Regions from separate parts of the Homo sapiens genome. Here region 1 is linked to region 2. A link is an interaction called in ENCODE POLR2A ChIA-PET data of the cell type or tissue named here. Cell type or tissue: endothelial cell of umbilical vein. All regions are shown on one strand. Each heading gives the region's core, and the rest is flanking DNA. Links, peaks and the distances in the headings are about the cores only. Region 1 holds the start of LOC340184 (a long non-coding RNA gene). Region 2 has its middle 100 kb from the start of TMEM170B.

What was found. Peaks named below come from ENCODE experiments on the same cell type or tissue, not always from the same donor. Only the 100,000 strongest peaks of a DNase experiment are listed, where the experiment ranks them.
Region 1: POLR2A ChIA-PET joins it to region 2 with 7 read pairs; 3 of 35 experiments call an interaction of 5 or more read pairs at or near these places.

What each region holds. Positions count from the first base shown.
Region 1 is chr6:11,680,809-11,696,999 of GRCh38, reverse strand. LOC340184 (a long non-coding RNA gene) reads right to left here and starts at 6,743. Exons shown (of 3, transcript XR_001743973.2): 1 at 6,662-6,743. In endothelial cell of umbilical vein, for the core only: no CTCF peak of the experiment used is centred there; a DNase peak (open chromatin) is centred at 6,959.
Region 2 is chr6:11,632,084-11,648,274 of GRCh38, reverse strand. No RefSeq gene overlaps it. Among named protein-coding and RNA genes, the nearest start is that of TMEM170B, 100 kb to the right of the region's middle. In endothelial cell of umbilical vein, for the core only: no CTCF peak of the experiment used is centred there; no DNase peak of the experiment used is centred there.

The sequences.
Region 1 (16,191 bases), core at 3,894-8,893, 52 kb before region 2:
TCAGGGGGGACACAGCCAAACAAAGCCTTTTGTCCTAAGAACATACAGAGAACTGTGCTCCAGTTTTGAAGACCTCACAAAATAAGGGGGACAGAAGTCAAAAGCCTAGAGCCCACCCAAATTGGAATGTTAATATCAGACTCCCCACTTACATTAACCTAGAATCCCAAAGGTAAAACCTTCAGGAAGTAAAAATTACCCATTCCTCCTGTTTAAAAAAAGTCCTAAGATAGCAGTGTCTTAGTGCTAAATAAAGGAGAAAAACAAAAACAACACATAACCTGTCCGTGAGTAGCCTGTCTAGAGATTAGCTTCTGAGAATTGTTAGCCTAAATTTGAAACCCAAGGGTGGACCAGAAAACTTCAAGCCATAACTTTAATATAAATTGGTCACAGAGAGGCAGTGCTCCTAAATGTCTCATAGAAACAAAGGCAAAACTATTTGGAGAAGGATACCTTCACCCAAGTCACAGGAATTACCAGAAATCATGTCTTCTAGACAATGAGCAGTGCCTAGTTCATGGTAACCAAGCCACACGAAAGTAAGTTATGATGAGAAAGAAACAGCAGCAATAATAGATGACATAAACAGACCCTGAAAGACTTCAGGTATAGGAACAATTAGATGCAAGCTACAAAATAGCTATGTTTAAAGAAGTAAAGATAGAAAATATTTGCAGCAAACAGGAAATTGTAAAAAAAAAAAAAAAAAAGTGACCTAGCAGGTATGAAAAATAACCAAGTAAAATTTCTAGAAATACAAATACAAATACAGGCCAGGAGCAGTGGCTCATGCCTGTAATCCCAACACTTCAGGAGGCCAAGGTGGGTGAATCGCCTGAAGTCAGGACTTTTGAGACCAGCCTGACCAACATGGCGAAACCCCATCTCTACTAAAAATACAAAAATTAGGCAAGCATGGTGGTGCATGCTTATAATCCTAGCTACTTGGGAGGGTAAAGCAGGAGATTTGCTTGAACCCTGGAGGCAGAGATGAGCCAAAATTGTGCTGTTGTACTCCAGCCTGGGCAACAAGCATGAAACTCTGTCTCAATAAATAAATAAATGAATAAAATAAATACAAATATAGAAATAAAAAACCTAATAGATGAGTTTGAGAGAAGAAAGGCCAAAACTAGAGAGAACTAAAATATTAAAAGAAATTATTTTAAGTGTAGCACAGAGAGACAAAAGATGGAAAACATGAGGGAATAGCTAAGAGAAATGAAAGACTGAAGGAGGTCTACCATGCAGAATCCAAAAGAGTTATATTTTTAAAAACTGATTACTAGAAATAATTAGTGAATTTATCACTGTCTGTCTGAAGATGCAAGGTTCATATACAAAAATCAATTGTGTTGCTTCATATTAATAGCAAAGATTTGGAAAATAAAATGTCCAAAAATACAATTTACAATAGTGTAAAAACAAAAAATACTTAGAAATTTTTAAATTAAGATAGGATTTACATACAGTGAAATACATAGATCTCATGTGCTCAGTCTGATGAGTTTTGACAAATGCATACACCTGTGTATCCTATGCCATGTCCCTTTCTCCTTGTCAAGATATAAAACACTTTCATCACTCCAGAAAGCTCCCATGCCACCTCCTGGTAAATCCCTGTTTCACCTCCAAGTCCAGGCAACTTCTGTTCTGATTCCTTTCAGCATAGATTAATGTCATTATAGAATTTCATATAAGTTGTATAGGATGCACATAGTCTGGCTTCTTTACGTTGGTATAGGCATGATGTTTTAAAGACTCATTCATATCTTTGCATCCATGTTTCATCATTTGTATTGCTTTAGTATGTATGGATACATCACAATCTGTTAATCCATTTTCTTCTTTTTAGACATTTGGGTCAATTTCAGTTTGATTCATTATTAATAAAGGTTTTATGAATATTCCTATACAAGGCCTTTACTGGATATATGTTTTCTCTTCTCTTGAGGAAATACCTAGAAGTGAAGCACCTGCACTGAAATGCACTCACCAGTGTGTTGGTATTATCCATATAAATGGCTGCTCCATTGGAGTGAAAGCTCTTTGAAAACAGGGACCGGGTTTGGTTTATTGGCTTATCTTCAATGTCTTGCACAATAAAGGACACAGAGGAGGCATTAACTATGCATTTCTTGAATCAATATATTGAGGAGAAAATATAATATTCTTTAAGAAAAAGATGTAAGTAAACAATACATCTTCCATCCAGTTTGTCCTTGGTTACACTAGGATACTGTTTCAAGGATATGAGCACCTTATTAAAAAGTCCTTTTGATGGTTTTGTAAAATAAGTCCCATGGAAAATTTCCAAGAAAATCTGAAACTCTCAAAATAATAATATTAAAATGGCTAATATTTATTGAACCCCAACACCACCAAACAATTTAAGACAATCATTGCATTCATTCTTTGTACTCTTGAGTAGTCAATACAAGGAAAACAAGGCTTAAATAAGTTAAATAACTTGCTTAATGTCACACAGCTGAAAGTTGGTATACTTTCAATGGATATAAAGAAAGAATTTTGACTTACTGTTTTAATATGTGCTACTTTTGAAGGCAATTTTCAGTCCAAGTTTTTCCACACAAAGAATGAAAATAATAATAGCAACACCAACATACTATAAGGATCAAATGCAATTATTTATTTAAATTCCTTCTGTAAACAGAAAAGCACAATGCCAGGTAAGTTCTCATGATGATTGTTAATATCATCATCATTATCATTCGACCACTTATGAACGGTGTGGCCTTATGTAGGTAACTGTTAACTGGTAAAATGATGATGGTAATACTGTCTCGTTGTGAAGGTGAGCCCAGCACAGTAGTTGACACTGAATAAATGCTCAATACAGAGCTGCCACTGCTATTGACCTTGGTCTGTTACATGGTTCTTGTTCATATTTCCCTCCGGGACAAGTTGTTACTCCCTGGTAGGTAGGAGAGCTCCTAACTAGGCTTCATCATCCCCCCTCTCTCGGTCACACCAAAACTTTGGCCAAAGCAACCAATTAGAATGCCCATTAAAGATGTCTTGATCACATTGGGTTCCAGCAGTAAGTCAAAGAAATTCCAAATATCAGTGTCCCTTGTTCTCTCATATAACTTTAAGCCTTTTAGTTTAAATGTTGCAGCTCTGATTTTCCAGTAATGTGAATAAAGTGAACAATGTGTATAAATCGGTGATCAATTTTTCTAAACATCCAGTGACTCACTCATAGCCATATTCATTTGTATATGAACCAGGAGATACAATTTAAGCTTTGTTTAGCTCTGCTTTATTATCTTTTGAGCCTTGAAATTCTGAAATTATACTATCCTTCACTGGAGGCACCATGTCTACAGGGAATTTAACAGTTACAAGGTCTCACTCAATCACAGCCCATGTTCATAAATGCAGACTGAAGGGACACAGGCACAGATTTTCTGGCCTCGTATCAGCCAAAAGGAGCTGACTGCCAGGTGGATTCTGCTGCATCAAGTGGTACACCATCCTTATTTCCAGCCAAGCCTGTGCCTCTGAAATAAAAGTCTCAAATGCCTTTTCACACTGATATAAAGAACTGCTTGAGACTGGGTAATTTATAAAGAAAAGTGGTTTAATTGACTCACAGTTCCACAGGCTTAACAGGAAGCATGGGTAGGAGGCTTCAGGAAATGTATGATCATGGTGGAAGGCAAAGGGGAAGAAAGCACATCTTACATTGCAGCAGGAGAGACATAGAGAAGGGGGAAGTGCCAGACACTTATCAAACAACTAGATCTCATGAGACCTCTATCAAGGGAACAACAGGAGGGAAGTCAGCCCCCATGACTCAATCACCTCCCACAAGGCCACTTCCCCAACACATGTGGATTACATTCAACATGAGATTTGGGTGGGGACAAAGAGCCAAACCATATCAGACCACATAGATGACATAGGACTCCAAGACTACCAAGTCCCCTGGCCACACTCTGCCCTCTGTGTTGAAGGATATACCATTAGAGTTAAATCAACTTAGGGAACATCAGAGCAACAGTTTCCTCCATGGCATAGGCAGGCCAGGGATAGCTCCCAGGGGAGTCCTCTCCAGTGTGGCTCTGATACCCATGAGGTCAGTTGGCCTTGCTCTGCCTCTCCTTGCAGCAGCAGCTTTTACTACCAATGCACTCTGCACCTCCCACCACCACGTGACAGCTGACTTTCTGGTGCATTCATCGTTTCTGTTCCAAGTGCTACAAGTAAACTGCTAGCCGAAGTTGCTGTATTTATTAACTTTTGCAGCTTTCTCTACTGAGGTTGTGTTGACAGCATTTTTCTGTATTTGGGAACTTAAATGAAGTCCTCATATCGTTGTCCTGGGGAAGCTATTCAGCAAAGCACCACATGCCATTCTAATACCTCTTTTTCCTACTTCTTTCCCTGTGCTTCAGAAAATGCATGTTCTCTGACTGAACCTCAGCCTTCTGCTTCACTGGAGCTCTCCTCCCAGGGATCAGAGGCAAAAAACTTATTTCCCCTTGCTGGAGACTAGATGCAAATGTAGTGACTGGAGAAAGTCATCGTTATAGTCTTTTGCCTTGCAGAGCCACAGTGGCCATACGTAAATTTACCCAATGGTCCTGGGTTTAGACAATCAAAACAAATAGCTCTGCCAGCAGGTACTCTCAAAGTTTTTAGAGCCTCAAAACCTCAACATGCAAATCTCAGAGCATAGCTGCAATGATTGAGTGTAGTTACTTGCCAAAGCTTCGCCCCTTCTTTCCCCCACTACCTGCAAGGCTCCTGAGATGGCTCTGATGAACACAGTGGTTTTTGTTTTGTCTGGCTTTTAACTGTGCTTTGCAATTAAGTTTCAAAGATGAAACTTTTCATTGTGCTTATTCACTGTTCTGCACCTTTCATAATAGGAATTTGTAAGAGGTCTGGAAAGATACATAGAGACCTCTGTTCTGGTTCCTGGTGAGTGAAGATGTGAATCTGAACCCATCAGAATACATACTCCTGAGACTCCAGTTCATTCTGAAGAATGGTCAAGGAGACCTCTTCCCTGGAGACACTCATAGTAGCAGACATTTGTTTTCTCAATGGTTTAAGACAGAAACAGATGTTGCTTTGTTTGACCTTTAAGTTCAGCTGAAAGCAATATGTTAAACCTAAACAAGCCCTTCAGGAAACAGTCTCTACTTTGAGTCCTTAAATGTTCTCACTTTTCTGATCTGTCAATAAGCCTTTCATTTTTACATAGATTCACGTTATGTTCATGTATTTATTGGAATAAAGGTACACTTATTTATGGGAATATCAGCATGCAGGATGACACCAAGAATTATAACAGCTCAGAGAGGGTCTAAGGTCATACATATGAGCCTAAAGGAAAACGAGAGCAGAGAAACAACTAAAATAGTGCATTACATTTATAGTATAGTATTTGTCACAGTTTACAAGGCACTCTTACATATATGGTCCATAATAATCCAAGTTCTTGGAGTCAAACAAGAGAAGCCAAGTCTGATTAATTGCAGCAGAAATAAATGTATTGGGAAAATGATGAATAGTCCACAGAACTTATGTGAGCCCTAGAGCACAGAGAACACTCAGGAACTAAGGGAACCTGGCCCTGTGCGGCACAAAGTCATGCCATGGTCACATCTGGCCTGAAAGCTATCCCAACCTCCAGCACCACTAGCATCTGCCACTGCTGCCACTGTGACTGGTCTCTGGGTCTGGATGTTCCTCCTTCCAGATTCATAGTTCTAGGTGGGCACATCTTATTGGAGAAATCTGTCCTCTAGGTGCTGCAAGGTGAGAAGAAAGAATATATACTTTCTTTACCCCTCACTTCTTGGAGTACAGTACTGGATAATTATATTAGTTTTCTATTTGTTTATTTTTAGGCCATTGTGCATATTTTAAGTTGTATTTATTTATTTATTTATTTATTTATCTGAGATGGGGTCTTGCTATGTCTCCCTGGCTGGCCTCCAACTCCTGGGCTCAACTGATACACCTGCTTCAGCTTCCTAAGTAGCTGAGACTAGAGGCACACACCACTGCACCCAGTGTATTAGTTTTATATTGCTGCATAATAAATTACCACAAACTTAGCAGCTTACAACACAAATTTATTATCTCACAATTCCCATGAGACAGAATTCCAGCACAGCCTCAGCAGGGCTATATTCTCATCTGGAGGCTTGACTGGGGAAGAGTCTGTTTCCAAGCTCTATAAAGTGGTAGTAGAGTTTATTCATGCTCAGCTTCATGTCTGAGGTTCCCACTTTCTTGCCAGCTCTCAGCTGGAGACTACTCTCAGCTCCACACTCAGACCCGTCCCTCATTCACAGGTGCACCCCTCGGTAGGTAATTCACAAGAAGGCTGTTTCCTTCCTCAGAGATACAGGAGTATCTCTCTGGTTTCATGTCTTTTGTCAAATAAAGTCCAGTTCCTTTCTAAGTGTTCCCTTCATTAGGTCAGGCCCACCTGGGATTTTCTCCCTCTTGCTTAACTCTTAGTCAGCTGATTGATTACCTGCCAAATCACAGGAGTGATATTCCATCATATTCACTTAAGGTCTCACCCAAATTCAAAGGGAAAAGATTACATAGGGCATATACCAGGGGTTGGGAATCTCAGGGCCCATCTTTGAATTTTGCCCACCACACTTACCAAAAAATAACAAGCACCTCCCACTTTATCTCATCAGAGTAGCAGATCCAGTATAAATTTTCCAGTTTTACAGAGGAAAAAATAAGCCTCTGAGAAGTTGGGTGATTTGGTTGTAGCCATACAGTTAAGTAACTGAGTGGGAACTTGAAATTAAGATTTTTGACAGTGCTCTTTTCAAAGGTAAATATATAAACATTTGTTAAAGTAAATGACCTGACAATTCATGGTATAGGTTCTGACGGAAAACAAGAAAGGAAGAGTAAAGATAGGAAATGATGACTAATGAGCCTATGCCGGCTACTGAAGGCTGTTTTTGAGTTCTGGAACTCAATATCAACAAAGCACAGGAGCTGTGTGATGTCAGAGAGAACTACCTGAATCTACAACACAATTGCTGTTTATATTTATTTGTTTTTTTAACTTCTAAGTTCAGGGGTACATGTACAGGTTTGTTACGTAGATAAACACACATTATGGGGGTTTGTTGTACACATTTTCATTACCCAGGTATTAAGCCTAGTACCCATTAGTTATTTTTCCTGATCTTTTCCCTTCTCTCAGCCTCCACCCTCCAATAGGCCTCAGTGTCTGCTGTTCCCCTCTTTGTGTCCATGTGTTATCATTTAGCTCCCACTTATAAGTGAAAACATGTGGTATTTGATCTTCTGTTCCTGAGTTAGTTTGCTGAGGATAATGGCTTCCAGCTCCTTCCATGTCCCTGCAAAGGACATGAGCTTGTTCTTTTTTTACGGCTGCATAGTATTCCATGGTGTATATGTACCTCATTTTCTTCCCAGTCTATCAGTGATGAGCATTTAGGCTGATTCCATGTCTTTGCTGTTGTGAATAGTGCTGCAGTGAACATACTTGTGCATGTGTCCTTAGAATAGAATGATTTCTATTTCTTTGGGTATCTACCCAGTAATGGGATTGCTGGGTCCAATGGTATTTCTGTTTTTCAGGTCTTTGAGGAATCACCACACTGTCTTCCACAATGGTTGAAGCAATTTATACTCTCGCCAGCAGTGTATAAGCGTTCTCTTTTCTCCGCAACCTCGCCAGCATCTATTATTTTTTGACTTTTTAATAATGACCATTCTGATTGGTGTGAGATGGTATCTCATTGTGGTTTTTGATTTGCTTTTGTCTAATGATCAGGGATGTTGAGCTTTTTTTCATATGATTGTTGGCTGTCTGTATGTCTTGTTTTGAAGAGACTGCTCTTTTTAAAAGAAGCAACCCAGAGAAAGTTTTAAAGGTGAATATACAAAGTAGCAAAGGTCTCCAAAAGAGACCAAGCAGGAACTTAGCGATCAGCGCCCAGGTCCTGCAGTTTTCTCTTGTTACCTCTACCCCTGTCTGTGTATCCTTTGCTTCCTGTTCTTCTCTTCGTAGTTCAGAGACCATTCTGTCTCCCGAGGAACCTTTCCTTAGACAGGGTTATCAAAGAGAACTTAAGCATATGTCAAGCTAACCTCATTACTTCCTTTATCATTATCCTGAAAAGTTCTCATAGAAGCTTTTGAAAGGCAGAATATAGAAAGATAAAAGGAGGGACGTTATCAAGGATATAGTTTGATATTCAACAAATAACAAATTTTTTATCTAAGAATGTATGCGTTAAAGCTTAATAGATCTTTGAACCCATGTCTGTACATAAAAAAGTAGAAAGAGCAGTTTTTTAAAAAATGTCATATTCAAATATAGCTGAATGTATTTACATATTACACTATGCATACATATTGTATTTACCCTCTTCTATTCATGTGTACATCACATGTAAGAAGCAGCAATAAAGTTACTGGCAAACCTTTGTTTTCCAATCCTGGCCCAGCTTTCCTCCAGCTGTGTTACTTCAGAGACATAATTCAGCCTATCGTGCCTCAGCTTTCTCATGTTTAAAAATAAGAAGTTAGAAAATGTGATTTCTAAAGCCCTTCCAGCTTTAAAATTCAGTCATTCTTTGATATGCGAGATAATGGACAATTGTGAATATTAAGGCAACACAATCCTCCTCTCTCATCCTCAAGTGGGAGGGGGTTAGTTCATATTAATCACAGGCAACCATGGACTTGGTTGCATTTTGAGTCGCATTCAACTAAGAACATTGGCCCTTTCGACTGTTTTGGGATATTTGCCTGCTGTAGAACTACTTACCACAGCCATGTATCTAGCTACCTACAGACGTACGCACATACACACACACACACACACACACACACACACACACACACACAGAGAGAGAGAGAGAGAAAGAGAAGAAACAAAGACAGCAGAGTAACCAGGTTAACAAGAGTAGCCGAGTTAGCAGAGGATTGTAGGAGGAGAGAATAGAAGAAATACGACACCCTCACAGCTTTCACAAATTGGCACGATCCATATGCATTGCTGCTAATTACAATAATCATCTCCTTCTACAGCGAGAGCACTACTTGACCCTGTACCCACGTTTTATTTATTTATTTTCTAAAGCATTTCTCTTCTCCTTTATCTTCTCCCTTAGGCTATTAATTAACTGCAGTGAAGGATAACAGAGGCCCCCATCACAGGGTCCATTTGGCCTGTCCCTGATCCCTACTATCTTGAAACACTCCTCACACTTTGAAAACCAACAGCGCATTCCAGCATGACCCAGAAGATAGCCAGGTCTCTTCCTTTCTCTCAACCCCTCGCTTTCAATTTTTGTTGCAGAAGAATTATGAGCACGTTTGAAGCTAACCATATTATTTCCTTTATCATCATCCTGAAAAGTTCCCAAAGAAGCATTGGAAAGGCAAAATTCTATTCTAAGCTACACCCTCCTCTGTGGGCTTAGCTAGATGCAAATAGATTTAAGTGAGGCAGAACTATGACTGCCAAGCAAGGAGATGGATTCCATACACGATGTGGGAAAATTAATCTCACCTTATATAATCAGTGCCTAAAGCAAGGGACTCACACTTCCTTCCCTCTCCCCAAATCCCTGGGAGATTGTGAAAATGGATCAAGGAGCCGCGATGAAGTGTTTATATATTTTTAAATGTATGTTCCTCTCTCTTTCTTTTTCTTTCTTTCATCTCTTTCTCTCTTTAACACAGACCTCTGTTGATAAATAATGGACTGTGGCAAAAGAAAATTGACTAAGACTCTAGCCAACTTCAAATAAATTGGCTACTGGCACAGCTGAAAACATAACTTAGCTTAAATGAGGTTTCTTTCCCATTCTACAGAATCCCCCAGCAGCAAACACCATAAACCTAGAAGGTGCATCCTGACTTGTATTCTATAAATCCGTGAGCTAATAAATAATGCTCACAGTGTAAATGAGTGACTCCACAGAGACTACGTTAAAAAGAAACATTTCATAGGGAAACCAATAATATTTTCTTTTCAAGGGAAAATATATGTCCTCTCCTATATCCTTAATTACAGCCCAGACTCTAACCATGTCTTACAAGTGTACTAAATGAAAAAGTGGCTAAAACTTCATCCTAGTGCACTTTATTAGTGAGCCAGTTATTAAGCTATTCTCTCGGTATCAAACTCAAACTCATGCTTCTATACTTGGCTTTGTGATTCTGGGGCTGACTTTGCAAATCCCATTTCTGCTTTACCAGCTCCCTCCAAGTGTGTCTTTCCTTTTCTTTCCTTTTTTCTTTTTTTTTTGAGACAGAGTCTCACTGCACCCAGGCTGGAGTGCAGTGGTGCAATCTTGGCTCACTGCAACCTCTGCCTCCCAGGTCCAAGCGAATCTCCTGTACTCCCACCTCAGCCTCCTGAGTCGCTGGGATTACAGGCACCCACCAACAACCCTGGCTAATTTTTGTATTTTTAGTAGAGATGGTATTTTTGGTAGAGATGGAGTTTCACCATGTTGGCCAGGCTGGTCTCAAACTCCTGACCTCAAGTGATCCGCCCACCTCAGCCTCCCAAAGTGCTGGGATTACAGGCATGAGCCACTGTGCCTGGCCCCAGGTGTGCCTCCTCTAATAGTGGTGGGTGGAGGAAGACCAGATGGCTGGAGAAGAAGAAGGCACTCACTCTTCTTGTTTGCGTACCGTTGCTGTCATCATCGCCCAGCCTCACTCCTTTACTTTGGCAGGGATGGTTAGGGAAGTAGCAGAAGATTCCAGTTGTAGTTTTCCAATATTCATACCCCCTCAGAAACACTAGCAGGTGGCTATCCTTTCCTTGGGGGTCTAGAACCCAAATCAGTAGGACCAAACATCAACAATGGAATTGTGGGTTTGCTTTGGCTGGGTCCCTCATCTTGAATGCAGTGCTGAACTTCCTGCTAATGGCAAATGGAATTCCAGTAACCAGTGGCATGCAGTGACATCACAGTTTATAAAACTATTACCTGTGGTTGCTTTTCAAGTGCTTACTAAAGCAAGAGCCTTGGAAGAACCAAATGTCCTCTGCATTTGACTACTGCAGCAGCTACGATGACTACACGGGTGATAGTATGGAATGGCTCCCTCTGAATGCCCTAAAGCACTTGCATAAGGAAAAAAGAAAGAAAGAAAAAAAAAAGCCTGCTTCTTTAAGTTCTGAGCTTGAGTCATAGATAATTAAGAAGCTTCCAGGCCAGTCCTGAAAGAATATCATTTCTTTCTCTTGTTTGCTGAAAATAAGACACAAAAGTTAATTGCACAGATTTCAGAGTTGAAAGTTGAATTTGAATTTATAGACTCTCAAGTTTCTCAAGTGAAGGTTGGGTATCAACTAGAAAAGATAATGACCCTTAGACTCGAAAGAATGACATCAGGATGGATTCATAGCAAGCTCAGAATTCTGAACCCCTGAGTCATCTGACCTCCTTTGCCAGCAGAAGATGCCTATCCTCACATACCTGGAGAGACCAGCCTTCTGCTTCTTGAATAAACTTTAATAATGGGGCAGTTGCCTTGCCATGAAATACGTCTTCTCATCAACCCATTCTGACCATTCCTTTTCTCACTATACCCATAATAAGGGCCCGATCTCAGCATGTTCCCTAAGGGCAAGTACAAAGTCTGACCCAGGAGGAAATAACTTACATGCTAAAACAGTTGTAAGATTATGCTAATTTTAGTGGTAGAATCCTGAAAAAAATATGTGTGGGAGTTTATTCCAAGGGTATTAGACCAAGGAGAATGAAATATAACAAGTGGACTGGATTTTATTGAACTTATTGATGTGAGTGCACTTACCAGAAACCCCGGATTTAATATTTTATCTCGTGAAGCTAGATGTGGCTCTAGCAGTTTGCCTGGTTGATAGATTGACTCAACCATGGCTTATGTTTAATGAGATTGACATGCCTGAACTTCCTTGGCAAAATGTGAAGGAATCTGGAGTCTTAGGAATACAACAATGTTGAAGCACATTTATAATGTGTTCCCTGAACACCCTGCCTCTACTCTCCACATCCCAAGGTGGCCCAAAGATGCTTCCTTCACAATTGAGAAATTCACTGGTGAAGAGAGCATCAGCATTCTTGCATGTTAGCTATATGGTGGCTGTCATCTGTAGGCCTCAAATGACGGTGAGGATTCCACATTGATATTTTGGTGGGAATATGAGATCCCAGAGTGACATAGGTCATTTGGTAGTTTTTACTACCAAAGAAAGATGAAATGCATTTACAGAAAAGTACAGGAGAGACAAAGTGATAATTAGAAAGTTTTTGACTTACAGTGGTCATTGCTGACCACAGTGTCCTTGGAAATGAAATAGATGGACTACCCATGAAAATGTTACTTAATCTATGTCAGGATTTACCAAACTCTCCCTGTAAAGGTACAGATAGTAAATATTTTAGACTTTTCACTTCAAGAAGCAAAATTAATGATGTTATATAGGTACTTATATTACAGAAGATAACACAAATTTTTACAAAATTTTTGTTGATGAAACTTAAAATATAATACTACTAATTGAGTACTTTTTTTGTAATACTAATGAGGAAAAGGAATTTTTTGGGGGGATAACATTTCACTTAATTCAGGTTCAAAATTAGTGTTTTCTATCATTAAAGTTGTTTGCTAATATCATCTGTCATTTTGATCTTTAATGAACTTTTATACATTTAATCTAATATTTGAAACTACATTTTTATACAGATAGGCATCACCAAATATTAACATGAAATTCAGGAGCATGGATTTTTATTTGAGTGTATTCATTGCTTAGAAGGTATTTATGGAATTTTACTAGACTCTTCCCTTATATTTGCCTGTTAACAGGTCATTACATTGCAAGAAGTTCCTCAATTGTACAACTAAATCAGTTTCGAAATACTGAAATTTCCTTTGCACTTCCATTGAGGTCTGAAAAACATTGCCGTAACCATTGTCTGAGCTTGAGAATGTATCTACTGCAAATTTATGTGGGAATGGAGATCTCATTCTTGTTTTAACCATTGACAGATTAGAAAGTGTATAAAGCAGCTTGACATTAATTGCAGTTCAAACATTAGTTGTCAAAGTAATTTTACTATAGTTAAGCTTCACATATATAAGTGACATTTGCCTTATGATTTTAGGTTGAATTCATTAATAAACATTATTTAGTCTGTAGCAAAGGCTAATTTCCAAAGCTATTCAGTGTTTGATAATAATGGTTTAAACCAGTTCTTCTCTTTCAGAAAAAATTCAGTGTTATCCCTCAGCTCAAAATTTTTATTGCAATAAAACTTTACCACTGCTAAACCATAAAACTGCCATGTTTAATGTTTAGCTTCTATCTCTGACAAAAATTCATGGAACCGACAGTAAAATCTACAATCGTAAATGAAGTTCACCACTGGTACGACTGGTTTAATAATACACAACAGATTAATGTATTTTTCACAAGATACCTGTAACAGATACTACAACAAATAAACATAGGCTTAAAAATTTTTACATCTTTACAAGCATTGCAAATTTGTCTAAGTCTTTTTCTGCTCCAGTTATATTTTTACTACCCTCAATTGTAACACATCATAGCAGATTCTACTTCATGTTATACTAGATTCATATTTTCTTAACTTCTGTTAACATATGCTTACCTGCATTTATTCCACACAGACTATTCATACTGGCTAATTCTTTAGTCACTTCAAACTAGTCAAGTACTGATTCCTTGAATTAAACAATTGAACAGTATTGTAAACATCTGTCAATTCATAAAGACCCAAAGAAAACCACTTGAAATCATCTGCTTTGTTTTTTTTTTTTTGACCATTGGTGTTACTTTCAATGTTCTGAACTCTTCAAACAACTGTTCTTGCTGAAATGCTAATAGTCTTGAACAAGTTTATTTTCTCTGGACTCATTTATTTGGCTGCTATGATCAAGCATAATTTAATGAATCCACCATTAGTAAACGGCGTTCCTCGCTTGTTTGGCTAACAGATGAACCACTTGGAAACTATTGTGTCATTGCATAATAAACGTAATGCTTTGCCATTTAATTTGATAACAAAATAATCCATGCTTCACTGTACCTTAAAGGCATGCATGCAAAGTTCACTATTATTTTTTTGTCATGACATAATTGTATGAACTGGTAAAAAAAAAATATTTCGCAATGGAGTGATATGTATGGCACTCAAAATGCCATCACGTTATAATTGCATCACCTTAACATCATGCTGAGTGTCACCTTATAAGCAATGAAGACACATCTGGTCTCTGATGCATCTGCTCAACCCTGCCATAGTAGTGTAAAATCATTCATAGACCACAAGTAACCAAAGGAAGGTGGCTGGGTTCCAATAAAATTTTATTTATGGACATTGCTCATAAAACTTTCATTTGTCACCAAGTCTATTTTCCTTTTGATGTTTTCCAACCATTTAAATATGTAAAAGCCATTCTTAGGTCATAGGTTTTACAACACAGAAGGCAGGCCAGATCTGGCCAGGGACTACCCTTTCTTTGTCCAACCCTTGAACAATATAATGGAACTCCAAGTCTGAGAGCTAAAAACTTGATTTGAGTCATGGTACAATAGATGACCATGACCTCTCACCTGGTTTCTAGATCCAAACCAGTTCACCCATCCAGATCCCTTTGGCTGAAGGGAGGACCATGTCCCCTTAAAGAAGGAACCTGTGGCATAGTACATACTGTACACCTTCCTGCAAACCTTTTCTAAAGGGATCTGCAGTCATTGATTGGAGTGAACAGATAATAGTTAGATCTTTTATGGATTCACTGAAAGCATCATGCAGAGAAGTAAGCCCCCAGTTTGTAAAAATATTAGACAGCTTTTATGTGTTTTTATACTGCATAATTTTAAAGAACCTCACTCTTCTTCCACAAATGGCAAAGAGCCTATCCTGGGGGCTGGCATTTTCATTGAGTTTGCTTCCCTGCTCCCTCTGCCTGCTAACAGTGTTCATGGCAGACTCCCTGCCTGCCTTCCCATCATGTCGTCCACAGGCTTGTCTCTGCCCTCTTTCTCTCCCTTTCCCAGCATCTGTGTGATCACGGCACTGTCCATTTATAGGACAATTGCTAAAATAGCAATGAGGTGAGATAGAAAACTAGCAGCCAAGAAATCACTATTTGTGCTCATGTGCTTAAAAATAACCAATCTGGAATGACATTATAGGAAAAATCCAGATAACACTGCACCTGCCCTGGTATGAAGTCACAAGTGGCTTTACTGCTGGATGCACTTTTCCCCTTCTGTACGACAAAGATTTAAAAGCAAAACTAATCTCTGGCATCTCTTAATCTTTCTTCCCTCCAAAACATACCAAGGAATTAAATGTTTTCATTTAGTGTGCAGCCTTACTTTTTCCATTTTAAAGAAGAATAAATGGAGGTGTCAGCAGTTTAAGTGGTATCTCATCATTTTCAGCTCACCTCTGAACTTAAAAAGTCATTTTTCTCTGGAAGAGATTATGCAGCTTTTATGGGTGGAAAATAATGAAAAAGAAAATAAAAGGCAAAGATGCAACAGCTACCACTACTACTGCCCTCCACCCCCACCTCTGCTGCCTGAGTTGCTTATCATGACCTTATTCCATCCATCCCCCTCCTCTGCTCACTCCCCCTCCCATCCCCACAACCCTCCTCTGTTCTGGAAGCAGATAGGGAACTGGATGAACAATCTTGAGAATGCTGATAGGTGGCCTGGTTGTTGCCTGGACTTGTCTGCAAAATCTATCCTAGGAGTCTTATCAATCTGGGGGATGCCAGTGACTTGAATGATACCATCAATACTGTGCTGAGCAAGTTTATAGTTATAAATGACATGGTGGTGAAAGGCTAGCTAAAACTTTCCACGGGCAAATCAGAATCCATAAAGATCTCAACAAGCAGACCTAGAAGATTAATTAGGTCACTTAGGTCCAAACTAATGAGTAACAGGAGACAAGGTTGGCATATGTAACAAAGATTTGGCAGTTTTGTTGACTGTAGTTTCAGTTAAGTCATTCATATGATGTAGTTATCTATATCATCACATGTTGGGAGCAAGACCCCCAAAATCCGGCCATAAACTGGCCCCATAAACAAAATCTCTGCAGCACTGTAACACGTTCATAATGGCCCTATCGCCAGCGTTGGAAGGTT
Region 2 (16,191 bases), core at 7,360-12,359:
AAAAAGAAATGAAGTATAAATACATGCTACAACATGAATGAACCTTAAAAACATGCCAAGTGATGTAGTCCCAGCTACTCGGGAGGCTGAGGCAGGAGAATTGCTTGAATCTGGGAGGTGGAGCTTGCAGTGAGCTGAGATCACACCACTACACTCCAGCCTGGGCAACAGAGCGAGACTCCATCTCAAAAAGAAAAAAAACAAAACAAAAAAACCCACAAACATATCAAGTGAAGGAAGCCAGTCACAAAGGACCCCATATTATATGACTTCATACTATGAAACATCCAGAACTGGCAAACTGCGGAGACAGAAAGCAGATTAGTGGTTGCCTAAGACTTAGGAGGCATTCTGAACGGCTATTTCTCCCAAGAAGATGCAGAAATAGCCAAATAGGCGTATCAGGGACTGACAGCTAAGGGGTGTGAAATTTCTTTTTAGGATAATGAGAATGTTCTAAAAATTGCTTCTGCTGATGGGTGCACAACTGTGTGGATATGGTAAAGGCCATTGATCTGTAAGCGTCACAGGGGTGAATTATCCGTTATATGAATTTTATTTCATCAAAGCTTTTAAAAAACTATGAGGTTAATTAAATACTCATAATTAGCTGGCAAATTTAATTGAAAGAGCATGGGACTTCACCCAGACTCTTTGCAATCTCGTCCCAACCTTGACCCTGCTCTAAATGACTAAGTAACTGAGGCAAGTGCCTTCGGTCTCCAGCCTCTGCGCCCTCATCTGTAAAACGAGGAGGGTGGACAGATGCTCCCTGAGGACCTTTCCACTTTTAATTCTTTCAGAAAACAGTGACCTCCAAAACAATTGTACTGATAAAATGGCCTGACTGTTCTTTGAACTCTCTGAAAGTTATCATATTCTTTTCCTTGGTTTTTAAAATTCCACCTTGGACTCTACTGGGTAGTTAAAATAATAAGTTAATTGTGTTTGATTTCAATGAAAGCAAAGTGTTTTAGATTAGTGTGTTTTGTTTATGTGCTGATAATGACCTTTTCTGCATGCTGAGGTGGGCAGCAGTAGTGAAATCTGCCCACCTGAAGCCAGCCTCAGTGGGGTCGGCTAGGGCCTGGGAAGCCCCTTCCTACTCAGTCTAAGCTGAGTACATTTACTTCCTCTGAGTCCTCCTCTCTTCTCCCATGCGAATTCTTATTTCCTGGTGTCCCTCATGTGTGAGTACGAGCCCGTTAGGCCCCCAGGCCAGCACCTCATAGACTTACAGATTAATTCTGGTTTGCAAGTGAATCATAGCATGGCCTAACATTTTTTTAGGTGTGAGTTTTGTTGTCCTCACCATTTTTTACTTGATGGTGGTGGAGGAAGGGGTACTCTTTCTGCCAAGCTGCTATATAAAGTATTGGTCAGACGTCTGCTTGACTGGCTAGAATTCAGCCAAGGCTGGCTTCAGAGAGCAGTGAACAGAGCCGGTTGCCTCCTAAGCCCTCATGTTGACAGTGACATAGCTGCGCTGATGTAGAGGCTACTTTCCCTCTTCCCCATTTTCACCCAGCCTCCTGACTCTGTTTCAAAGATTCCCCTTTTCCCTATCAAAATAAATATCTAAGCTTATAAAATACAGCTTCAGCCTAAATCCTGTCTTCTGCTCAAAGCCTTCACATTTGCCTGCACTAATATCCTCTTCCACTGAATCCCATCATAATAATGCTTATAAACCATAAAATGCTGGAAATGGGTGGCTAGTTGTCTAATGTCTTTCAAATCGGCATCTTCTATCAGTTCTCGAGGTCAAAACTAAGTCAAATGCTTCTCTTCTGTCCTCCTCAGTGCCTAGCACAGTTAGATAGACATTAAATAAATGTATATTAATTGGCTTTACAAAAAATGGTCCTAGCGGAGCACCTGCAAAGATGTGGTTCATGCCGGCATCCTGAGACAAGCTAAAATGCTGACAATTCTCAAACAGATTTCTGAAAATGGTAAGAGAAAACTTTCATAAATATTGTGGTCATTCCCTGCTAATCAGCCAGCTAGAACTTTTCTTGGGATATATTTAAGTATTTCTTAAATAAACAAATAATGAAGCTATGACTTTCTTTTTTTTGACACGGAATTTTGCTCTTATTGCCCAGGCCGGAATGCAATGGCACAGTCTCGCCTCACTGAAACCTCCACCTCCCAGGTTCAAGTGATTCTGCTGCCTCAGCCTCCCAAGTAGCTGGGATTATAGGCACCTGCCACCACACCCAACTAATTTTTGTATTTTTAGTAGAGATAGGGTTTCACCATGTTGGCCAGGCTGGTCTCGAACTCCTGACCTCAAGTGATCCACCCACCTCGGCCTCCCAAAGTGCTGGGATTACAGGCGTGAGCCACTGCGCCTGGCTGAAGTTGTCCCTTTCTTTCTCCAACTCTTCTATAGGGGAGGAGTGCATGTCTTTCCAATGCTTTCATTCTTTCCCTCCAGAGACAAGGAACCCATCCCTCTGGACTCCCCACCAGTGCTTTAGGTGAGATCTTCATCTACACTCTGAAATCCTCACCAGGACCTTCACCCCGAGCTGTCTTCTTGAACTTGCCTTTCGTTTCCTCTTCCTAAACCTCTTTGGAGGAAGAAATCCTCTTCCTCAGTCCTCTTCCATGGTAGCCTTTTCCCTCATGCTATCTCTCGAGTAAAAAAATGTTGAGAATCCACGTAGGCAAATTCTACATTACATGTGTATGATTAATGACCCTCTGAAAAATAACATTACCACAAAGTATTTAATTTTAATTTGGTCATGGCCAACTTTGGGAGTTTGGTTTGCTTTGGTTTGGTAGATCGCAGTGGGCTTCAAGAAAATCGGAGTGGGCAAATAATTAGTTTTCCTCTACCACCTTGTTAGCAGGTAATAAAAAAAAAAAAGCAAGTCCCTGACCAAAACAAGCTCAGAACAGTTCATCAAGCAGTCCTGTAAACTTGGAGTCCCAGCTCTCAGCTCTCTGTTTAGGTGCTCCAAGCATATCCTATAAAAGGTCTGCTCACCACAGACACAGCAACAATTCTCAGCAAGATGCAAAACATTGCAAAACATTGCCATCTGCATTATCTCATCTCTTAACCAATGGCTGTAAGACTAACTGGGGCTCAAGCTAAGAAAATATCCTCAAAGGGAACAGATCCATGGTTGAGTGCATTCTGAGGTCCTCTTCAGTCAAGAAGGAAGGAGGACCTCTAAGCTCTAATCTATGCATCTTGAATTCCTTTAATTTTGCCAGTGAAAACTAACTACCAAGACACGAATTTCATCAATAAAAACCTATTGTTTACACCTTATGTAAGAATCAGCAAAGTAATGGTTGTTGAACAAGGAGGGCTTGTAAAAGACGTGTCTGGCCTTTCTGATGTAATCCTGCCTGGTCACCCCATAAGAGGCGTTCTTGATTGGCACATGAAGTTCACCTAAGCTAAAGTAACACACATAGTATCACACTAGATACTATCAAGTATTTCTTTCTTTCTAGATGGAGTCTTGCTCTGTTGCTAGGCTGGAGTGCAGTGGCGCAATCTTGACTTATTACAATCTCTGCCTCCCAGGTTCAAGCAATTCCCCTGCCTCAGCCTCCTGAGTAGCTGGGACTACAGACGCACACCACCTCTCCATCTAATTTTTTGTATTTTAATAGAGATGGGATTTCACCATGTTGGCCAGGATGGTCTCAATCTCCTGACCTCGTGATCTGCCCACCTCAGCCTCCCAAAATGCTGGGATTACAGGCATGATCCACCGCGCCTGGCCACTGTCAAATATTTCTAAGTAAGCTACAGGCATGATAATCCTATAAACTAACACTTTATACCTAAAACTGCTTCAGAAAAATATGTTGCATCATTTTGTAAAGTAGAAAACTACCCCACTCTCATATTTATCCTTTACATGATTTTTTAAATTTATCATTTTTATTTATTTATTTCAGAGATGGGGTCTTGCTATGTTGCCCAGGCTGGAATGCAGTGATTATTCACAGGTGCAGTCCCACTACTCATCAGCACAGTAGTTTTAACTGCTTGTATCTGATCTGAACTGGCTCACCCCTCTTTAGGCAACCTGGTGGCCCCTGCTTCTGGGAGGTCATCATAGTGATGTTGAACTTAGTGCAGATGCTTAACCAGCATAGCGTCCTACAGCCCAGAACTCCTGGGCTCAAGTGATCCTTGCGCCTCAGCCTCCTGAGTAGCTGGGACTAGAAGCTAAATGATTTTTTATAATCTGGTTTTCTTAAAGTTAGGCTCACATGTGATGGAATGCTGTCACTGTACCAGGCAGGTGTGTGAGCACTGGGAGAGTTCCCATGTAGGGTCCTCTGAACAAGTAATGAAGATGGAAGTTTGATGGCTGTGTAGTGACATAGTGATATCGCTGCTGCTGGTGAAAGGGCCTTTTAAGCTACGTTGGGCAGAGAGGGACTGTGACTCTCATCCTGAACTCTCTACTTCACATGTGGGCCCCACTCTCTTCCCACAAGGGTTGTGGTTGGCCAGTTTTTTCCATACCTCTCCAGTTACACACTGAAAAGCCTGGAGGTCTTAAGCTTTTGATGTTCAATGACTACTTTGAGAATGTGGTGAAAATCTCTTCAATAAAATTGCATGTACACACCTGCAAAAAGCAAATTTTAAGTATCATTTCAGTGAGTTATGGACCCCACCACCACCAGTTTCATCCTTAAATCTCCTAGGAATCCATCAAGGTGGTCAGGGAACCTCTGACATTATGACGTCAAGAAAGTCAGTTAACCTCCCTGAGCCGCTGAGTTTCATCTTCCATAAAATTTGCTGCTCTCATAGTGCTACTGCCTACTCCATCACAGTACTCTGGGGAGGGAGTAAAATATCAATTATGGAAGTACATTGGAAAGTGTAGATTACTGTGTGAATGCACGGTGACTCTGTTTAATGAAAGTGCAACCCACCGGGAGGACCAGCTTCTGTCTTCTGGGCCTTTCCCTGGACACAAAAGATGTTACCTGGCATCTGAGTTTGCTCATGTCCTTCTGTGTTTTATCAAAACCAGATAAGTGACACTGATTCCCAGGACTGTCCTCTACCGTGATGGGAAAATCAATATACCTGTGGTGTCTTCTCCCCTCTCAAACATTGCCCCTTACTTTTAACCTCTCAGTTTTCCTTCCTCTCCAGTCCTCACCAAGAGCTGTCCTCACCAACAGCTGTCATTCCTCCCTGAGCCCCTGAACTAGTGAATTAATTTACACTGAAAAGATAATGATTTTATGTGTTGTTTATTCCCAGCAGTATTTTGCATTTTAAAAGAGAGCTGCAGTGTTCGGGCTACAGTGGATGCTAAAGAATGTACCCCTAATGATGGGATTCCAGTAACTGTTGTACCAGGTGAAGCTATTTTTTTAGGAAGTTATTCAAGTCAACCATGTAGGCTATTTTATATTCCCCATATAAGCCTGAACACTAAGTTTGCTACTCACTTTAACTTTTTAGTGAAGATGAGATGATCCTCTCATATCTAGGCAAGAATATTTTGAAAGGGGTAGTAAAGAATTCTGCTCCTCTGGCTACAAAGAGCACAGCTTTTCCATGCAAAGAAGAGGAGAATCAGGTTTATGTCAATACCTGTTGTGTCAAAACTCCATTCATACCCTAGAGGGTATAACAGGTTCAGAGGATATTGCTCCCAAAGGGCTCCCATTTTCACCAGTTCTAGAGGGAGCCTTCCTGGCCACCCTGTGGTCATGGCACACCTTTTGGGAAGGTGTATGAGGATGATTAAAGGATTGCTCTGGGATGGAAGACCTTCCCCTTAACACATCTCTCATCTGAAAAGCACTTGAAGTCTTAAAGTCAAAAGCCTGATTTACCTGTCCCCACCTCGCCTTTTTCCACTGTATTAGTCCATTTTCACACTGCTGATAAAGACATATCTGAGACTGAGAAATTTATAAAGAAAAAGAGGTTTAATGGACTCACAGTTCCATGTGGCTGGGGAGGCCTCACAATCCTGCGGATGGTGAAAGGCACATCTTACATGGTGGCGGACAAGAGAAAATGAGAGAACTTACGCAGGGAAACTACCCCTTATAAAACCATCAGATCTCGGCCGGGCGCAGTGGCTCACACCTGTAATCCCAGCACTTTGGGAGGCCGAGATGGGTGGATCACAAGGTCAGGAGATCGAGACCATCCTGGCTAACATGGTGAAACCCCATCTCTACTAAAAATACAAAAAATTACCCGGGCTCAGCTACTCGGGAGGCTGAGGCAAGAGAATGGCATGAACCCGGGAGGCGGAGCTTGCAGTGAGCCAAGATTGTGCCACTGCACTCCAGCCTGGGGGACACAGCGAGACTCCGTCTCAAAAAAAAAAAAAAATCAGATCTCGTAAGACTTAGTCACTATCATGAGAATGGCACAGGAAAGACCCACCTCCATGATTCAGCTACCTCCCTCCGGGTCCCTTCCATGACTCATGAGAATTGTGGGAGCTACAATTTAAGATGAGATTTGGGTGGGGACATAGCCAAACCATATCACCCACTAACTCCCCATGAATGGAACAGACCTAAGCCCATGCTCTGTGTTGCAGCCCTCACCTCACCCTTGTCTTACTTCAGGCTAATGGCTTGGCCTTGCCATACTTGCTCCCATCCCGGCATTTTTCCCATTGATAACCTTTCCCTGACGAGGTCCCCCCTTCCCAGTCAAGTCCAGCTAAAAGCTATTTTAGAACCTGCAGGTCCAGCTCATGCCCCCTGACAATTCTGAGCCCACCCCTGCCCTTCAGGGGAAAAGCAGCACTCTTCCTGGCTCAGGTTGCCCAATCCTGTAAGTATAGGCCAGCTCTGCCAATTCCTCACCATGAACCTATGTTCCAAAGGGAGACTTATGAATTCATATTCTTTCCTTGAAACCAACAATTATGGGATCATGGTGCAGGACTTCATGTATTTTTGAATGACTCAAACTTCATTTTTCATGTAATTCATACAAGAATCCTGGAGCCCTGGATTTCCTATCCACCCTCTATTTCCATTTTCCCTTGCTTCTTTTGCCCAAGTTTTAATGGCTCAGCTGGAGTTGAGACCATATTTGCTACTCGTGTTTGTTTGAACACTTAGGTTCTGTGAAAATATTTGCCTCCCAAATTCCCAATGATAGACAGATGTCCTAGCTCATTGCTGTTGCTTTTTAAGTATCTTGGCAGGGAGAGAATTGGCTTCACATTTCAAAGAATTCCTTTTCTGCTAAAAAGTTCTGGTGTCACCACACAAAAGCACTTGCAATGCACACCCACAAAATGGAGCCATCAGGCCCTCCTTGGAAAGAAAATGCAACTCTTCATTCTCTCTCAAGGTCCACTAACTAGCTTAGTGTCCTTGGGCTTAACCTCTCTGGACCTTAGTTTCCTCATTTGTAAATGAGGGATTTGTTTGATTTCTAAGGTTTCATCCAGCCATAACCTTCTCTGATTCTGTCAAAACAGGTCACAGGGAAGAAAACCATAATTTTACTTTGAGCACAGGGATTTTTGGAAGACTATTACAAATCTGCAAATAGAGTTTAAAATCTCATCAATCTTCCTTTACTAACAAAATACATTTCCATTCCTTTTTCACTGAGTAATGGAAAATAGCCTTGAAGGGTAATATTGGAGGGGCCTCGGTGACAGCAGGGTTCATTTTCTTGTTTTTAGATTCCAAAGTTAAAAAAAAAAAAAACCATTAAAGCCAATTCCTCTCACCAGGCCAGATCCAGAAGTTGCCACTTCAATTGGGTCTATTTTGAGGTAAAAGGAGATGAATATGAACACATTTCCATAGATGGAACTCATGCAAGAAGAGGGCAAGGTAAGGCTCCCCCTTCTGAAATCAAAAGAAATCAAGAAAATCCATTATCTGTTGCAGCTACACTTGACATGCTTCTGCCCATGTTATTTGGGGTTCCCTTAAGTTCCAGATTTCATGGAGTGGGGGAGACAGAGTTGTCACGCATCTTGAGGATTTCTCATGCACTGCGCTGCTAGTTGGTGAACAAAGCTACGACTGTCACTTTGCTCCTATAGCCTCTGACTTTCCAGCACAGCTCTGAGTGTCTCTGCATGGAAAAGGACTACTTCATGAAAATGTCCCTGATCATTTTAACTGCACCATGGGCCACACGAAGGCCAAAGGGGGAACTATAAAGTAGTTAGCTGCAGAAATTGGCCTCCTGCCTGGAGGTTATTTGGCCTCTTCTCTCCCTCTTTCCCCTGGATGCTGAGTCTCTGTCTCTTTACTGTTCCTTTGAGTTCTTTCTCAAACCCATGTGCTGTGCTTCTATGAACCAGCGCTAAATGGAGCCCAAGGATGTCAGTTTCATGCAGTACTCAGAAGAAACTGCCGATTTTAGCTCTGTCCTCTTACAGAGTTACAGTCACATAGGAATATTAAAAAGTTTTTTGGCCCACAATTCAGTTCTTAACCGCCACTCCTTCACATATCCATTTTCTAATGAAAAACAATCGGGAAAAAATAGCTGTATCTTCATTTTGTTTTTTGTCTCCTGTGGAAAAAAATAGAGTTTTTCATTTATTCCCATTAAGAAGGGTTGGAAGAGGCTATAGATTTCATATATGTATATTTAAACTTGGTGGAATTTTTAATTCTCTCTACCCAATTACTAGTTTGAAAGGGTTAGAAGAAGTTCACTGCCAACAATCCAGTTTATGAAGGTCTAGAGAAACATTCCATATGGGAAAAATAAGGCCAAGCAAAAATGAAAATGGAAACTTCCTCTACCAAAAATAGGGAAAGGGCCCTAGAAGAAACAAAATGCCAAGAATATCTTAAAAGAAAAGCATTCCCAGGCAGCAAAAGGCATGCACACACAAACATGCACACACACACACACCACCCATATACACACAAGCATGCATGGATGTAAGGACACATAGACACAGGAACACACATATATCTGAACCCAATGGCCTGGTCCAACCATTGGGAGGTTGTGTGTCACGAGCTCATTTTGTTCTTGTCCTTGATAAACTGGTAATCTTTAAATTCTGCTGCAAAAGCAAAGATATGGAAGGTAAAACATGATTCTGTCATTTTTTTTTGAAAAAAAAAAAAACAAAAAACATAGAAATCCCTGAGTGTATCTGTGTTGGCTTTATAACAGAGATGACTATTCATTTGTTCAACAAACGTATTTTTTGGTAAGCATCTGCCATATTCTAGGCACTGTAGATACAGGATCGTAGAACACTGGCCATAACGGATGGCACTCCTGTCTGGGGAGTAAGGCAGCCATAGAAAGAGATAATTAGAGTAAAAATGGTTGGTATGGAGGAGGATTATGTACACCCTAAGTGGAAACACAGAAGAAAGAACGTTCATCTCTGCTAAGGGCTCATAGTGGAAGAAACATTTGTGCTAAGTATGGAAGCAGGATGGAGACTCACTAAGGAAGCTGGAAGGGCATTATTGGCAGAGGGAAGGTCATGAACACCATCACAGAGATGGGGAACAGCATGGTGTGTTCCACACACAGCAGGGGATCCCACAAAGCTGGAGTTTAGATGAGTCAGATTTTGAAGGACACGATCGACCACCATGCTGAGGAATCTCAGCTTTATGGCATAGGCAATGTGGCAGCATCAAAGGACTCTCTCTCTCTCCCCCCACAAGCATAACTGTTAATTTTTGGCTTATGGATTTGTTTTGAGATTTCTGTTGCTGCAGAGTTTCTTTGGTGACAATAAGAAGAAGGAACCAGAGGTGTGTGAGGCAAGGAGGTGAGTTAGCGGCTGCAGCCGTGCTCCTCGTAAGAGCAGAGGGAGAAAGTCCTGGCTTGGGGAGTGAAAATAGAAAGGAAGACTCACAGACGCAGGCCAGGAATGACCCAGACCACACTCATGTCCTTGGTCTCCTAGAGTATTCCTATTTCACCTGTGTCCTTCCCCACCCAGGACTGTGGCATGCCCGTGAACTCTTCTGGGAACAGCTGCCAAGTCCCTGTTGCAGGGGGCTAAAGAAGACTCAACTCATCACTTTACCCAGGCCTCCTGCCTGAGGGTCTGAACAGATTTAACCACCAGAGCTCAAGCCAGATTTATGGAAATGCGGTTAAAGGGGACATCAATAAGAATGGCTGACTTATATTAATTTTTTCTTTTAAGCTCCAACAGACATGGCATACTATTGGGCTCAACAAATGCTTTTGAGCTGGGCGTGGTGGCACATGCCTGTAATCCCACCTACTAGGGAGGCTGAGACAGGAGAATTGCTTGAACCAGATAGTTGGAGGTTGCAGTGAGCCGAGATCATGCCACTGCACTCCAGTCTGGCAACAGAACAAGACTCCGTCTCAAAAAAAAAAATGCTTTTGAATCAATGAGAGGGGTGGGCTACACAAGTAAGTTTGGAACTGAGCTTAACCTAGGTCTACAGATTCCCCAGACAAGCCTTGGTCCCTGCTGTGGGGTCCTGTGTGCTGGGCCTCACCAGAGCTGCTCTATCTGCTTTTTTGTGACTGCCCACATCTTGTTTCATTTTAAGAAAAGTTTCTACAACTAAGTCTAGGTTATCACTAAAGTCCTCCCTTTCTTAAAATATCTCTGCAGCAATAAGACATCAATGAACTGATTATCGGTGATTAATATGCTCTAGCAATTTGTGTTTAATGTATTTTTAATCCACTTATGACTGAAATAAAAACTTTCCTCTTTCCTTGTACTTGAGAAAAGGGAATTCTAGAAGTGGCCTCGGTTTCAGAGGAATGAGGCTGCCAACATGGGGTTTACCCAGCTGGCTTTGTAAATATTATTCTACCCTGGTCTGCAATCCTTCAAACAATTGGTGATACCACTGTGGCTTAAAATAAAAACCTCAAGGCTGCTCTCTGACCCTCCCTAGTCACCCCCAAACCTCTCTAGGGGACTTGGACTTCCAAACCAGAATGACTTCCTCACCCACCAAGCAATGGGGGCTGGATTTTTCTCCTCTTAGGGTATCTTTCTAACTTGTTATTTCCATAATTAACTTTAATTACTTTCCTCCTCCTCCTCTCTTTCCACACAACACCCTATTTTCATTCTTTGTGGGGGTGGTAGACCTCCAAGCTTCTGGCAACTCTCCCTTTGACCGAGGTCCCCAGGAAGAATTTCCAAGGTCAGCTGAGGGGGGCCTAGGAGAGCTGTGTGGAAAATGAGGCCTAGGAGATGAGGAGGGGTTGGGAGAAGGGGAGGAACAAACTTTCCAGTGGAAAAAAGACTAAAGAACATTTATTCCAAGTTTTATTTCATAGATGAGAATGCTGAGGCCTAATGAGGTGAGGCAACTCACCCCAGGTTGCTATTATTGGGGGGTCTTGGGGACATGATCCTATCAAAGCAGGGTTGAAACTGAGTGTCCATTGTTGGCTTATGTGGCAACCTGAACTTCTTGTCTTTTTCAAGTGAAATGTGGCAGCAGCCAAGCCTTACTTTTCTGGAAGCTGTAGGTCACGTCTTCACATTCAAAGCCTTTGCTTAGCCTGGCCTGTTTTATAGATCTGGCCACATCTTCCAGCAGGACCATCACTCAGCACTCTCTGCCACAGTGCTCAGGGATCTCCAGGGCCCACAGGCAATAGGAGATGGGGAACCTCACCCAGGAGAGAAGGGCCTTGACCACCCCAGCAGACAGCTCCACATTGCCGTGCTCTCCTCTCTCCCGCATGCATGAGCCTTCTTGTTTCACGCATGCGTTTTTGAACACAGCACCATCTCTCATTCATTTCTTTGTGAATCTTACATCACCCTGTGCACTTCCCAGGCACCCTGATCCCTCACACCGTCCCCAGCCCAGAATGTGCCTCCCACCTAGCCCTTCTGAAAGAAATCACCAAGAGACATTAACTCAGGCTACAAGGACCGAAACTGGGCTTCCCCAGTACCCACAGAGCCACTCCCTCACTGGGTCAAATACACACCTGGGCCTGCCTATGTTCAGGGTGAGTTCCCAGCACACGCCTGTCTTGTTCCTCATGCAAACAGGTGTCTGGCAAGCCTCCCCAACCTGGCTCAGGTACCCACATCTAGGTCCCGCTTAAACTCAACACAGGATGCAAGAGAAATATGCACTCAGATGACACTCAGGCACAGGCACAAAGTCACACGTGCACATGTACATCCCAGAGAAACCTAGAAAACAGTAGGAAAGGATTGCTTTATAAGGGCAATTATTTTCTTTTTTTTTTTTTTGAAATAATGTTAATTTTTATTGGAATCTTTTTTTTTTTTTTTTTTTTAGTATTTATTGATCATTCTTGGGTGTTTCTGGGAGAGGGGGATTTGGCAGGGTCATGCTAAACATGTGAACAATTATTTTCTTCTTTTTGCTTATCTTAAATGTTTCTGGAGTTCATTTGAATTACTAATTCAATTTGAATACCTAATAACACAACTAAATGCCTTTTTTCTTTTTGAGACAGGGTCTCGCTTTGTCGCCCAGGCTGCAGTGCAATGGCACAATTATAGCTCACTGCAATCTCGAACTCCTGGGCTCAAGTGATCCTCCCGCACCTCAGCCTCTGAGTAGCTGAACTACAGGTAGGCACCACCATGCCCAGCTATTTTTTAAAATTTTTTTGTCAAGATGGGGTCTCGCTATGTTGCCCAGGCTGGTCTCAACTCCAGGCCTCAAGCAATCCTCCTGCCCAGTAAATGTTATTTTTAAAACTTCTATGCAAAATGAGTTTAATGGGCACAGTCTCTCCTTCATATATGATTCAGCCACTCATTCAATGAGCTTTGGTTTTTACCTCATTGCCAGGGTAGTGCTCAGGGTAAAAAGAAGACGAGTAGCTTATTTGTGTTCTCAATCTATCACTTATCAAGGAAAGAATACATTGAAGACATCACTTAAATTAAGTCTAGACCCAATCCTGATATTAAAATATGATTACAATTTAAAAGTATATGACAGAGATTTCTCAGTGCCAGCTAATGATCAGCACATGACAGGTGGAAATGTCGTCCTATGAAAGAAGCCTCCAGCTCCACCATCGAGTCCTTCAGGGCACACAGAGCGAGGGGCTTTGACCTGGACAAGGTGTGACTAACGAGGCAATGAGGCTCAGCTGTCATTCTGCTTATTGGCAAACAGGCCAGAACTCCTGCCTCTAAATAAACAGGTCCTTCCTGGGAGTCAGCACAGATGGCTACAGGCTCATTCAAACCTGGTCATCACTGCTTGGATTATTTTGGAGCTGTTCTTTGGGAACTTTCCTTATAACCAGTTGATCAGCCACATGGGAACATTAGCCACTTGCTTCATAGTCTGCTTCAGAATTAATATTTAAAAGAAAGGCAGGAAGCTAAGTTTTGGGAGTCTCACCAAGGGGTAAGAGTGCAACAGATGCCCAGTACTAAGGAAGCCACTGGGCCCAGACAGTGTGAGCTCTCTCAGGGACGTCACAGGGCCAGGCATCCTCTGGTGCCCAGAGCAGTGCCTGACACACAGTTGGTCATTAGTAAATACTAGTAGAAAAAAAATTGAGAAAAAAAAAGCAGCAACATTATGGTCAAATTCATAACCCACATATGACACGCTCCACTGTCCAGACCAGCCAGGTGCTGGGCTGCTCCTGCTGAAATGAAAAGAAAAGGGGGTCTCAAAGCCCCTTTCTTCTCTTTTCATCTTCTTTTCTAATGAACATACAGGGTCAGGCTCAAACTATTAAAACTCTTCCCAGCATTCACGTTTATAGTACATATTTGACATGAAGGCAAAGGTATGTCAGACTCATCATCATAGACAAAGGCAGTCAAGTTCAAAGCCAAACGTTGAATGCTCGGGCCAAAGCCTTCAAGTCCAGGCAGGCGCTCAGGGTGGCTGGAGACCTCACAGGGCCCTGACTTTCACACCCACCTGGCTGCTCAGGGTCAGGGGTTTGAGAGAGTGTCAGCAGGAGACAGACCAGGTCACCGTGCGCTGGCCCTGCCTTCCAGGTAAAGCAGACACCTGTCTGTGGAGTGGCCCTGCCTTGCTCCTGCCTGAGGTTGCGGGGCCCACATTCCTTTAATTCAGCTGAGGCCCATGGAAGCCCTGCTTGGTCCACCGCCTCCCAGGGACCTCTAGAATCCACTGCTCTCCAAGCCAGGGTTAACAGGATTCTCTCCAACCCTCCATCCTTTTTTCTAAAAGAAAGGGGGTTTCAGAAGATATTCCTCCCTGGGGTGGGGTCAGGAGTGTGGGGAATGGATAAGGGAGTGAGCTTTGTCCAGACAATCAAGATCTGCTGCTCTATTTCAGTTTTCCCGGAACATGAACAAGGAATGCTTTTTCTCCCCCAATTCAAACTGCACACACCTTATAAGAAAACAATGGCCTGCAAGTGCGTCATTTCAGCAGCCAGCTGGTTTTGTACCCCTGGAAATCCCTGAAGTGGGCAAGCCGGTCATATCTGGCTCTATCAAGAAAATCTTACATCAATTCAGAAATTCTCTGGGTGGCCCTCTCCTTCGGTTCTGCCCTCCTTGGGAATATAGCAATTTTTATTAGTAACTCTATCAAATAGAATTATTAATTATCTTATTGACTACATTCTGTCAAGGGCTAACCATACTCCAAGCCCTGAGCTTAAAGTCAATTATCTCATTTAATCCTCATGAAAATCCTGTGGAGCAGGGTTGATTCCAATTTTACAGAAATAGAAATAAGGTGTGTAGGCAGCCCCTAAAATAGACTGACAAATTCACAGTCTGATGGAGTTCCGGGTGTAACTAATGTATATTGTTACAGGTTGATTTTCCAGAGTTCGCTGGGACTCAGGTTTTTTCTGTTTGTTTTTTTTAATTGTTGGGAGACATTATTATTATGTGAGCGGAAAATAAGATCTGAGTAGGCAGCGTATAGAGTTGTGATCCAAAAAAATTCAGAAGCCAGGTTAATCTGACACCTGCGGAAGCTGGGCACAGCGGATGCTTGGCGGCAAGGTCATTGAGCCTGAGCCGCCTGGGAGGAGCGCAGGCCAGGTGTCCACTTCCTCTACTCAAACTCCAGCCCTCTTACCTCAGCTTCTCATGCTCCAGCCCAGCCTCCCAGGGATGCCTTGTGATGCCTGCCTGCCTGGGGCTGACTGTGTGGCATCCTGTGAGCTAAGAGGTTTCTAGGACCCACAGAGAATGATGATATTTGTGGCTTTATTCACAAGGACTAGCCTACACCTGGCACATAATAGATGCTCAACAAATACTTGCTGACTTACTGATTCCTCCACAAGGCCTCTCCCTGGGCAAGTGAGAGCAGCCCCCCTTCATCCTGCATTCCTGAGCTGGGCTTACTCAGAGACGCGGTGCTGTATTTGGTCACCAAGCGTCACCTCCAGCTGAGTCCAGCTGAGTCCAGCAGAGAAGCCAACAAAGTGCACAAAGAGCCATGTGTTGACCTCCAGTGTCTTCTCCCAGCCCAGGCCTGCTCTCAGCTAGGCTGTACTGACAGCTGCATCTGCCAGAGCTGGGAGCTTTGGGGGTGTGAGTCTGGGCCCCCACAAAACTGAGGCACCACTCAGGACTTGTCCTGGGCACTCTTGGAGCAGGCATATTGGCTGCTGCCTCCCCTCCTTCTCTGTCTCCAATCCTCTGGGTCTCCAAGATCTTATCCCTTTAAATATCCTGCTAAGGCATGAATGGGTAACTAAGTTAGAATATTTATATTTTGAAAGCAGGACTCAAATCTGAAAAACACACACAGAGAAATGCAGCTCTGATTAGGGGAGAACATGAATGAGGATGGCTTAACAGAGGGCAGGAATCCTCGCCTCACTTCCCTCAAAGTCACGCACTGCCAGGAATCCCCAGGAGTAGCAACTCAAAGGCTGATGCTGTGCCACACCCCACAGAGGAACGTGTACAAGGAAGTCCCAGTTATCGCAGCCTCACCAGAGAGATGCCAGGCTGTCAGTAGCCTTTTGCCTAAACCACCTGTTTTAGAAGAAGGGCGTGTGTGCGTGTGCGCACGCTACGCTGCTCCTGCTGAAATGAAAAGAAAAGGGGGTCTCAATGCCCCTTTCTTCTCTTTTCATCTTCTTGTCTAATGAACACAGAAGTTAGCCTTAAACTATTAAAATTCTTCCCAGCCTCCATGTTTATAAGCACCTATTTGAATTGTATGTGGAGGGGGGGTGGGAAGAGAGAGAAGGAAAGAGAGAGAGGAAGGAGTAGAGGGGAGAGAAAGAGAGAG